4 separate regions of the Homo sapiens genome follow, and regions 1, 2 and 4 are each linked to region 3. The links are chromatin loops, found by intact Hi-C in ENCODE. Cell type or tissue: B cell. All regions are shown on one strand. Region 1 overlaps MDGA1 (MAM domain containing glycosylphosphatidylinositol anchor 1). Region 2 overlaps ZFAND3 (zinc finger AN1-type containing 3). Region 3 overlaps CCDC167 (coiled-coil domain containing 167). Region 4 has its middle 11 kb from the start of MIR4462.

Region 1 (2,500 bases), 170 kb after region 3:
TCATGTTTGAAATAAGCCAAGAGTTAAATCGAGTTTTTAATCAGGTACCCAACCTTCTGGACAGGACACTGGCACAACAGGCACAAGTCAGGTCTGTGCTGGGAAAGGCGGGCTCTACAGCCACCCTAAGAGGTGACCATAAGTATTTGATGTAAATTGAGATCTTACCAACCCAGGCTTAAAAGGCCAAATGGAATCAGGTGGAGAAAAATAATCTTCTGATGGGAAAAGTACCATCGAAGGAAAAAGTAGTCATTAGTCACAGTTTTAAACCTTCTTTCTTGCTCTGATTAAGTAAAAAGTCACAGAGAGCTAGTTTCTTTCTGTGAGGAGAGTCAGAAAGAAACTGACTGGTCAGTGAGAGATGAAGAGAGTCCATGTAATCAGTGACTCTCAGTGGAGTTCGGCAGAAGCTGTACTTTATGTTCAAGTGCTAAAGAGCTGGAAACAAGCCTGGATCTTTAAAAAGAACAACCAAAACCAAACAGGGAGTGTATATTCAGGGCAACTTGAATCGATGCTCTCAGGTAGCCAAAATATATTTTAAAAAAAAGAAAAGAAAACAAACAAAATCCCTAAAGCTGCACAAGCAGAAAAATTTAGTTTTCTCCTTAATTCAGAGTGTCAAAATCAAGATCATAGTGAGCAGTTAATTACTGAGGCTGAGGTTTAATAAGAAAAATGTTTATACTTCTTTAGACTGTGCTCAAAGTTTTGTATCATTTTTCATTTAGTAATTATCTTCAGATTCACTTAAATACTTCCCTAATAAATATTTCCATATAGGGCATATGGAAATGTGTGTTATTTTCACTTAAATTCAGTTAATCACATAGAAACCACTGTACAGGGAGAAAGCCAGGAAATTACTCTTGAAGCCTAGAATGTCCCCATTTAGCTTTTGCAGCCTCAGTTTCCCAATCTTAAAAAAAAAATGTAGGTAATCAATCCTAGCCCTTCCTACTTCTTGGATTGTTGAGGTTACATTTGGAAATGTAGATTGTCAACTGTCAATAAAGCTTTATACAAATTTTATTCCTTCTGCCATCTGCTGGCAGTTAGCTGAATTGCAGGGAAATCGAAGGGCGTGGAACATCCTCTGCATGACTCATCTACCAAGGAGAAGCAGACAGGCCCCTTTCCTAGTTCATTGGTAGCTCCCAAAGACCAGGGACCTTGTCTGCCTCACAACTTCCCTCCCACCCCTTCTGAGGCCACGTACATCGCACCAGCAGGTTGACAGTCTTCTTGGCAGGGTTGCCCACATTGTTGGTGGCTGTGCAGTTGTAGTAGCCAGAGTCCCGGGCCTGCACTGAAGGGATGCTGAGGGTGCCACCCTGGGCCAGAGCACCCAGGGGCAGTGGGCCAGGCCCATGGGACCACTGCAGCTGGGGGAGGGGATCACCGCCTGTCAGCAGACACTGCACCGTCACATTCTCCCCAGGGTTCACCACCAGAGTTTCGTTCACAGACAGCTTCAGGGCTGGTGGTGCTAAGAGGACAAGGAGGGGGGTCTTAGGGGACTGTGAGGCAGGGCTGGATGTTGGGGAGAGTAAGGGGCTAGGAAAACCATAGAGGCTGGAGAAGCCCTCAGGGGAGATGAGAGGGGAGAAGACGGAGCAGGAAGAGGAGGGGAGGGGCCAGACATTAGTGGCAGTGTGCCTGGAGTCCCTGTGGGGTGGGGCACTATCTCCTGGTTGGGAGTTAGCTCAGGTAGGGAAGGAGTATGGGGAGGAAAATGCCTGTACCCGTGGTGTTGGTGAGCCGGAAGGTGATGGCCTTGTCTGGGATGCCGCACACGTTACGCACAGACACCTGGCAGGTGTAGCTGGCATAGTCCTGGGGCCGCAGGTTCTTCAGCTTCAGGACCTTGGTCTCCCCCTGGGCAGCAGTGGACCACTGGGGTGAGGTGCCTGCTTGAGTCTCCAGGGATCCCGCATACTCATTCACCCAGCACCAGAGCCTACCACAAATGCCTGTCTAATTCCTCTCTTTCCATCCCCAACCCCACCCTCACCATTTAGCCCCAGGGGTCCTGAGCCTGGGGTGGATGCTACACTCTCCATAGCCTTGGCAGTGCCTCATCATGGGATTCTCTGGGTCTGAGGTTGCCCTTGTGCACACTGGCAAGTACCAGGCCTTGGTTTCTCCAGTCTGGGAAACGGAGGGGTAAGAAGGGAACTTACTCGTACAACCCACACAAACATGGGGCTGGCCTGCAGCCACCGCTGAAAGCCCTCCTTGGCAGAATGGCATCACCACCATCTCCTGGGACTATCAGGGCCCATGGGAAGAGGAGTCATCTCCTCGCCCCCAGATCCTGCTGTGCCTGGCCACAGGTTCCCAATACTCTGCCACCCAGCAGCAGACTGGGATGACCTGTCTGCCCCTAGGGGTGCCTTTTCCTAACTAGCAATGTTCCTGGAGGACATGTTGCCTCGGGGACACTCCTGCCCTCATTGCTGCTCCCTGACCTTTCCATCTGATTTTTCTGCCCCAG
Region 2 (2,500 bases), 530 kb after region 3:
ACACCTGATCAATTAAGAGGATTCGGGGAAGGTAAAACTTCATGTAAATCTTTGGAAAATGGTTTTAACCTGTTTCTCAGCTAATTAAAGAATACGTAGCTATATTTCTTGTCATTCTTTTTTTGGAAACTATAATATGAAAGTTCAAAATATAAAAAAGATACTTAAAATTAGACATTTGATAGTTGGGATATGTTATAGTACTTTGAAACAAATTCTGTAATAGTATTCAGAATTGAGATGTTTAGCACACACTGCGTCAGTTATGTTAAATGGTGGGGATGGGGTGTGGCAGGCAGTAGTGGAATGTAGAATGCTGCTGTATGCTGTGTAATGTAAGCATCTCCGTTCCTAGTGGAGAAGTTGCGTCGTGTTCTCAAGAAGCACAGAGGGAGACATTTGGTAAAGTACCAAGTAGTTGAATGAAATACAGTACATAGCAGATAAATTTTGTATATACTAACAAATCAGTAGCTATATTTGATATCCTGGGTAGCCGTATTTGATATCCAAACTATTAACACTTCATTACCCTGAAGAGCTTCCTCCTTTCTTTTTGATAGTATTTTTTTTTTTTTTTTTTTGAGTCGGAGTCGTGCACTGTCACCCAGGCTGGAGTGCAGTGGCGCGATCTTGGCTCACTGCAACCTCCGCCTCCCGGGTTCAAGGGATTCTTCTGCCTCAGCTTCCCGAGTAGCTGGGACTACAGGTGCGTGCCACCACGCCTGGCTAATTTTTGTGTTTTTAGTAGAGACTGGGCTTCACCATATTGGTCAGGCTGATCTTGAACTCCTGACCTCGTGATCCAGCCGCCTCGGCCTTCCAAAGTGCTGCAATTACAGGTGTGAGCCACCATGCCTGGCTGATAGTAATTTTTAATCTTTATGTGATGAGGTGTGCAGGTCCAGAAATCGTAACATGAATGGCAGTTAAAGGCCTTTGAGAAAGTAGGGGAGGGTGATGGATGCATCAGCCTCGGCCACCCTCTAGTGGCTGCTCTGACCATATTGCAACTTCAGTTGATCCTCTTAAGTGTACATCAGGAGGGGGAATGGCTGAGGGGCTTGTTGTTTTTTATACAAAATTCTTTTTTGTATTATAAAACATCTGGAGTAATCTAGAGGAATAACTTCAGTAAGGAGTTACCTTAAATATCAACATTGGTTATTTGGGTACTAGGATTATGGATGATTTTATTTTCATAATTATACTTGAGTGTATTTTCTAAATTTTACGTAGTCAACTTTTTGTTCTAAGTCAGAGAAACAGAAAGGAAGACTCACTGATCACCTCTGTGTGCCAGACACTGTTATATATATCATTCCTAATTCCTAATACACGAATTTGAGTTACATTGATTAGTATATACAAAATTTATGTCCTGTATTTTCAACTTCACTTGGGGCTTTAATGGAACACTATCATTCGCTAACATTTTTGTGGCACAGACTTCTTGCTGATGTTGTTTACCAGAGTGTCCTTTGATTCTACTTCAGTCTTGCCTAGTAAAGTCATCTTTCTCCCTTAATGAATATCTCACCTTCTTTCGGGACCACTCACCAGTCTGTGAACCTTCAAAACAAATACATTCCATGTTCTTATTCATGTTGACATATGTTTGATATAGTACATACTGCCGTCTGTTGTAGTTATTTGTGTGTATTGCCTATTTCCTAGCTTTGCATCCTACAGCCCCAGAACAACACATAGAAAGCACACAGTATTTGCCTAAAACCATATATTGGAAGCTTCTACCTGCCTCAGTTTGTGATGTAATGGTATTTGACTTATTTTAATCAGTTGCTTGGCATTGTAGCACATTTTCCTAGAACCAGTATTTCAAATGGTGTGTAGGTGCCTAAGCCCTGAAATACTGGTTTTAAAACTTAGCCACACATTTAAAAACTGGAGAGTTAAAAAAAAAACAAAAAAAACCTCCAATGTCCAGGTTACACCTCATACACGTGGAATCAAAGTATTTGGAATGGAAGCCAGGTATCAGTATTTTTAAAAAAGACACCCCATGTTATTTGGATGTTCAGCAAAAGTTAATGAACCACTACCCTATTTAATCTATACTGCATGGGTACTAAAGTTAAACTCCTGACATTTAAAGTTTTGCTTTTGGGGAAAATACTTTTCTCAAGCCAGATGCAAGAGGTTTTGATGGCATAAGACCTACAGATAACTAACAGGCTTATTTAAGCCCAGGTATTTATTGTTAAAGGAGGTATTTGTCCAACTTACTCTCAAATAGTTCCCAAAAAATGTTTGCAAGGGGAGAGAGAGAGAATGAGAATGGTAAAGCAAATGGGGGCAAAATGTAAACGGTTGCTGAATTCTATAAAGGCTGTATGGGATTGACTAATATTAGTCGTGCAACTTTTTTGTAAGTTTGTAAAACTTTTTAAAAGTTTTGTTAAAAAGAGAGAGAGAATTTGTTAACACAGATAAATCACTAATTGGTGAAATAGTAGAGATTTTTGTTTGTAATTTTACT
Region 3 (2,500 bases):
AACCCCCCAGCAGGCCAGGGAGGCAAGGCCTGGGCCGCCAGGAAGCCATGCTTGAACACTAGGTTGGGAGGGGAACACCCCAGCACCTTGGTCCTATTGAGGCTTGAAGTGCCTGCTTGATCCTGATCAAGGGGCCAAGTGGAAGCCTGTGCTGGTTGTGGGGAAGTGCCAGGCTCACATGGTCCAGTAGGCATAGACGAGCGTCAGGAGGATAAAGATGGCCACAGAGAGCAGCATGTTCTTCCGGTTCTCTTGCCGAAGAAACTTCAGTTCCTTCTCTGGGAGGAAAGAGGGTGATAGGGATAGGACAGGCAGTTTAGGCCCGTCTGTTCTGCTCTGCCTCTCCAACGAGTGGGTACACACTGCTGAGGGCAAAGACGCACCCTTCCAGCCACCTCCTTACCCATAAAAATGACTCTGCCCTTCTTAATCTGCCCAAATCCTGACACCCTTTTGGCTATAGAGCCAGCCTGATAAAGTCCCAACGCCCAGTGCTGCTCAACTATGGCTCTTTAAATGTGGTTGAGGTTGAGGGTGAGGTGGGTGAGGAGTCACCAAAAATGCCACACCTGAAAGCCAAGCTAGGAGGTGGTGTGACCGCCAGGTGAGTCTGCTTGCCTGTCATGGGGTTGGCTGTGGTGCTCATCCTTCAAGGCATCTCATCCGCCAACCAGAAACTGAGGGCACCTGGGGCCTCCTTGGGCCTGACAGTGGAGGAGGTGCTAGGTGGGGCCACGTGTTTCCTGAGTCCCTGCCCTCTGCCGGGTGCCTGGTTGAGCAGAATCTAGGGACGCTAAGATGCAGTTTGTGTCCATGAGGCAGCTGGTCTTGACTCTAGAGGAAATCAGTCCTGCTGCTCTATGGCCACACTTGTATCAAAGTATCCCCTCCAGGTGACACGCAGGTAGGGGGTACTCTGTGAGGGCTAAATTGAGTGGTGGTGTGGTTTTGTGTGAAAACCGCTAAACTTGAAGGGAAACTAATGTCCCATCCCTGTCTGTGCTGGGCAGTGGGAAGAGACACCTGCAGAGCTGCTCTGGGCAGGCCAGACTGAGTCCAGGGCCCAGGGTGCACCGGCCCAGACATGCTGAACTCCAGGCAGGGCTGGTAGGTGTGCACTGTGCCTACGGCATTCATCAGACCAGCGCTTCTGGGGGACTCCTTGCCATTAGAACCTTCCTGGGGCTGATTCATGGCCAGGCCTGGTCCCCCAGGGGAGAACAGAACCGACAAGTCTGAGGAGCACCTATAGACCGTGGTCCTCCCCAGCCTTTAGCAGGGAGCCCACCAGCCTGCCAGCCGCCCTCTGGCGCCCCGCCGGGCCTGGCCTCTACCTGCCTCTGCCCCCAGCGCCCAGAAGGTGGCGGCATCGCTCCACCCACAGGAGCCCTTGCCGTACCCAAGTGGGAGGTTCGGCTTCCTTCACCCCTCACTTCCCACTGCATGGTTTTCCTGGGAGGGTGTGGTGGGTTGGGGTGGGGTGGGCTGGGGCGTGGGGAGAGCAGACTTCCGATGTCTAGGTGAATGATTGTCTCCTAGACCTGGCCACGGCCACATCCCTTCATCCCAAAGAGCAGACAGACCCACAGGCGGTCTCATCCTCCCTTAGAACAAAGCAACAAACCTGCTCTCCCGCAGGCTGCTGGACCTAGCAGGGGTGTCTGCAGCCTCTGGGGGCTGGTTCCCTCCCAAAGAACCCCCTTGCTCCCTGCTGCCTTGTCAGGCCCCTTGGGCTTCTGACCCTTCCTGGTTCTGGGGACTGGAGGCTGGGGCTGGTAACTGAAAGGAACTTTCTTACCGTAGTTGGAGGCTTTGTTCATTAGGCTGTTTTTCTCCTTCTCCAGGGACCTCCTGTGAGGGGAAAGGAGCTTCATGGACCAAACCCTTTTCCTTTTCCCCACCCGAGGGGCAGCTGGCATGCCAGTTGGCAGGGCTTGGGTCTTGTTCGGCGGCAGGGGGGGTGTGCACTGAAGCTAAGATGTCAGGGACCCAAACCCTCTGCCTCAGGCCTACTTTGGGGGACCCAGGATAGATACAGGGGGTGGGGGCCTGATGGGGAAGGGTGGGGTGGCTGGGCAGGAGCATTACCTGGCCTCTGGGCTCAGCTCCCGGCTGTGGAGTCTGGAGTTCACGGCCTCCAGGTCTCTCCGACACTGGGACAGCTTCTCCTCTAGCCCATCGATCTGAAACAAAGGCCACAGAGAGGTGGGCTGCCGAGGCTTCTAGCTCTCAAAACACTGGGACTGGGAAGCAGGGCCTCCGGGAGTCTTCTTGGACAGGTGTTCCCCCCATTCGTTTTGGCAGGGCAGGGCACCCAGGCCTGTCTTCCCTGGAGTGTCTTTGTTTTGCTGTCCTCTGCCTCCACGTGGTTCAGCTCTGAACTGCACAGGACAGTGGCCTGAGCCACACTGTAAACAGTAGTGGGTGTTGCCCAGGGTCTCACAGCTGTCCCAGCCCTCTGGGCCAAGCACAGGTTGGGGGTGGAGAGGAGCAGCCCCTT
Region 4 (2,500 bases), 82 kb after region 3:
TGCAAGCTTGTTGGATGGTGAACAAGACGCTATGATCTGAGCCCTGCCTCTTTCTCTTGCACCTTCGCCCTGGGACTATAGAGCTGTCTCCACTCCCCTCACACTCCGTGCCTCTCTGCCTTTGCTACACTGTCCCTTCTGCTTGGAATTCTCTCTCTGCCCCCTCCAACCACTGGCCAATCCTGGACAACTTTCACTGCTTCTTAAAGTGGTGTCACTTCTTCCAGACAGAGGCACAGTAGCCAGGTTTTATTTTTGGTTTGTTTGTTTTTAATCTCAAGGGGAATCCGGTATGTGAAGCAGAGGACGGGACTTGGCCATTGTTTGGAGGGGAATCCGGTACCTAAAAAACACCCCCTCCCCACAACACTTACACTACCTTCTCTGCATGCCTTGCGTTCCTCCTTCCTTGCTGTTTTCCCTAACTCTTCAGGACTGAGAATCCCCTGGGTCTGATGGTGGCTACAGCCTTGCAGCTGCCAGACTGGTGTGCTGAGCTAGTCACTTCACCTCTCTGTGCCTCTCTGGCTGGGCTATCTGATTTTCTGTTTCCAGAGGCCCTGGGGTAGGGTAATAAGTGGTTACTAAAAAGAACTGTGAAGGCAAATCTCTGAGGCAGCAGCGCCTGTCTCCGTTGGAGGGCTTGAGTCTGTGTGTCTGGCTTCCAGTGGACACAATGAAACCTTGGGCTTAAGCAAGAGATCTTTTGTTCCTGTCGTGACAGCTCCACCTCCAGACCCCAGCCCTCCCTGAGGCTGCTGCTGCCGGGGCTTGTGCTCCTGCTGTCTCCTCCGCAGCTGTGCGCCACCTGCCTGGGAGATGGAGCTGAGCTGGAGCTGAGGGAGGGGTGCATCTGCCTATGGCGGGGGCTGGGGAGGGGCTGCCGAGCTGTGTCAGGCTGCGACAGGCCCCTCACCCCAGCTGGGCTGGGCAGGTCCCTTGGAGGGCTGCTGGGAGCAGCAGCAGCTTCCTCTGAGAGAGGGTCTTATCTGCTCCAGCACCCGCCACCCCGCCCAGCCCCCATGCTTCCAGGAGTTAGCCTTGCCCTTTCCAGAATAATAGCTTCCCTCCCCGTCTCTCCGCTCCATACCAGCTGGCTCTGGAAAGAAGCTGGCGTCGGGAAGACCCTGAGGATTGGGGGCGGTGGGTGGTGACAGGGAAACGATTTAAAACAGGGCAAGAGGGACAAGCAGAGGGAGTGACGGAGAAGGCGCACACTGGCTCCTGCAGCTCTGGGAGGCGGCCGGGCTTCAAAGACTTGCTCCGATGCTAGGCAAAGCAGCCCAGCAAGAAGCCTTTTTTCTGCCCTTCCTTGGGGAGCAGTTTTCAACCAGGGACTTTATTTAGGAAGGGAAAGAGAGAAGGGGAGTGGGGAGGGGTCACGTGGGCTCCGCTGTCATGGAAACAAACTCTAGGAGGGTGCCGGACAGGCTGCAGCCTGCACCCCCTCCTCGCCCCTCTGCGCCATGCCCCGGCTGTGGGCGCCCCCGCGCGGCCACCATCAGAGCAGCACGCCACCGCCCCGGCTGCACCCAGGGGCCTGGAAGCCCAGCCCTGGGCAGAGGGAGGTCAGGGAAGTGAGGACCCTGATCAATGGGCCCAGCCATTCCTCATCTCTCCACACATCCATCACCCATCCACGCACCGGGGCTCCTTCAGCTTACCCCCTCCATCCTGCCACCTACCAGGGACACTGTCAGTGGTCAGTGGAAGCCTCTGGGTGTCCATCCATTGACGGTTACTTTTCCTCTAGCCCCTTGTGCCCAGGAACCCCTCTTGGCGTACATCCCTCTGTCTTATCTCATTAGGTGCCTGTCCTGCCTCTCCTCTCCTTGCCTATTTAGTAGCGATGCATCTATCAGAACTCCGGAATCAGTCCTTCCAGCTGCCCCTGTGTCTGTTGTCTCTGAAACTCTCTCCCTCCATCAATCTATATGTACCTACCCATCTATTACTCTGGCAGCCACCTATACATCATGCGGGCCCCATTATCCATCATTTATCTGCATATGTATCATTCATGCTTCCACCTATCTATTATCCATAACCTCTCTTGCAGCCTCTTTGATGTCCTGCACTCTGCCATCAGGGTTAACGCTGTCAGGCCTGCTTTCCCCAGCCCCAGAGAACAAAGAGATCAAAGGGACGTGGAAGGAACAGAGAGGCCACTGGGGGATGGTTAAGAGAGCTAGGGGCTCAGAGTTGAAAAGAGAGTGGAAAGACCCAGAGATGTGTCAGATGAAGCTGTTTTGCTGAGAATTCCATTCATTATCTCATTGTCCCTCTTCCCCCACCTCCCAAAAGATCAAGAGGACCTGAGTTTGATTTGCAGCAGGAGAGACACAAGTGGTACTTGTTGGCCGAAAAGGTGGTGCTCTTTGGAGGAAAGGCTGCTTGTGGCTGCAGTGTCTGTATGGAGATGGTCCAGGCTTAGCGAGTCATGGGGCCAGGTAAAGATGGAGATGGAGCTGTAGACTGAGGCCAAGAAGGCCCCCACCAC

What was found. Peaks named below come from ENCODE experiments on the same cell type or tissue, not always from the same donor. Only the 100,000 strongest peaks of a DNase experiment are listed, where the experiment ranks them.
Region 1: it touches region 3 in a loop (20-fold over the local background); 3 of 110 quality-filtered maps call a loop at or near these places.
Region 2: a loop joins it to region 3, with 24 times the contacts of the local background. A loop is called at or near these places in 4 of 110 quality-filtered maps.
Region 4: a loop joins it to region 3, with 25 times the contacts of the local background. A loop is called at or near these places in 78 of 110 quality-filtered maps.

Annotation. Positions count from the first base shown.
Region 1 is chr6:37,653,052-37,655,551 of GRCh38, forward strand. It overlaps MDGA1 (MAM domain containing glycosylphosphatidylinositol anchor 1), which reads right to left. Exons shown (of 17, transcript NM_153487.4): 5 at 1,749-1,881; 6 at 1,223-1,492. Among named protein-coding and RNA genes, the nearest start is that of MDGA1, 44 kb to the right of the region's middle. In B cell, a CTCF peak has its summit at 1,041 (motif pointing left); a DNase peak (open chromatin) is centred at 1,060; H3K27me3 peaks cover 209 bases.
Region 2 is chr6:38,011,813-38,014,312 of GRCh38, forward strand. The region is part of intron 2 of ZFAND3 (zinc finger AN1-type containing 3); the gene reads left to right. Among named protein-coding and RNA genes, the nearest start is that of ZFAND3, 190 kb to the left of the region's middle. RefSeq lists a silencer at 781-1,075. In B cell, CTCF peaks have their summits at 991 (motif pointing left) and 1,197; a DNase peak (open chromatin) is centred at 959.
Region 3 is chr6:37,483,012-37,485,511 of GRCh38, forward strand. CCDC167 (coiled-coil domain containing 167) reads right to left here. Exons shown (of 4, transcript NM_138493.3): 2 at 2,089-2,183; 3 at 1,799-1,851; 4 at 1-278. The coding sequence ends at 175. Among named protein-coding and RNA genes, the nearest start is that of CCDC167, 16 kb to the right of the region's middle. In B cell, CTCF peaks have their summits at 1,350 (motif pointing right) and 1,553; a DNase peak (open chromatin) is centred at 1,360; H3K27ac peaks cover 351 bases.
Region 4 is chr6:37,565,029-37,567,528 of GRCh38, forward strand. No RefSeq gene overlaps it. Among named protein-coding and RNA genes, the nearest start is that of MIR4462, 11 kb to the left of the region's middle. RefSeq lists an enhancer at 1,174-1,323 and a silencer at 1,454-1,613. In B cell, CTCF peaks have their summits at 1,490 (motif pointing left) and 1,689; DNase peaks (open chromatin) are centred at 523, 715 and 1,393; H3K4me3 peaks cover 702 bases.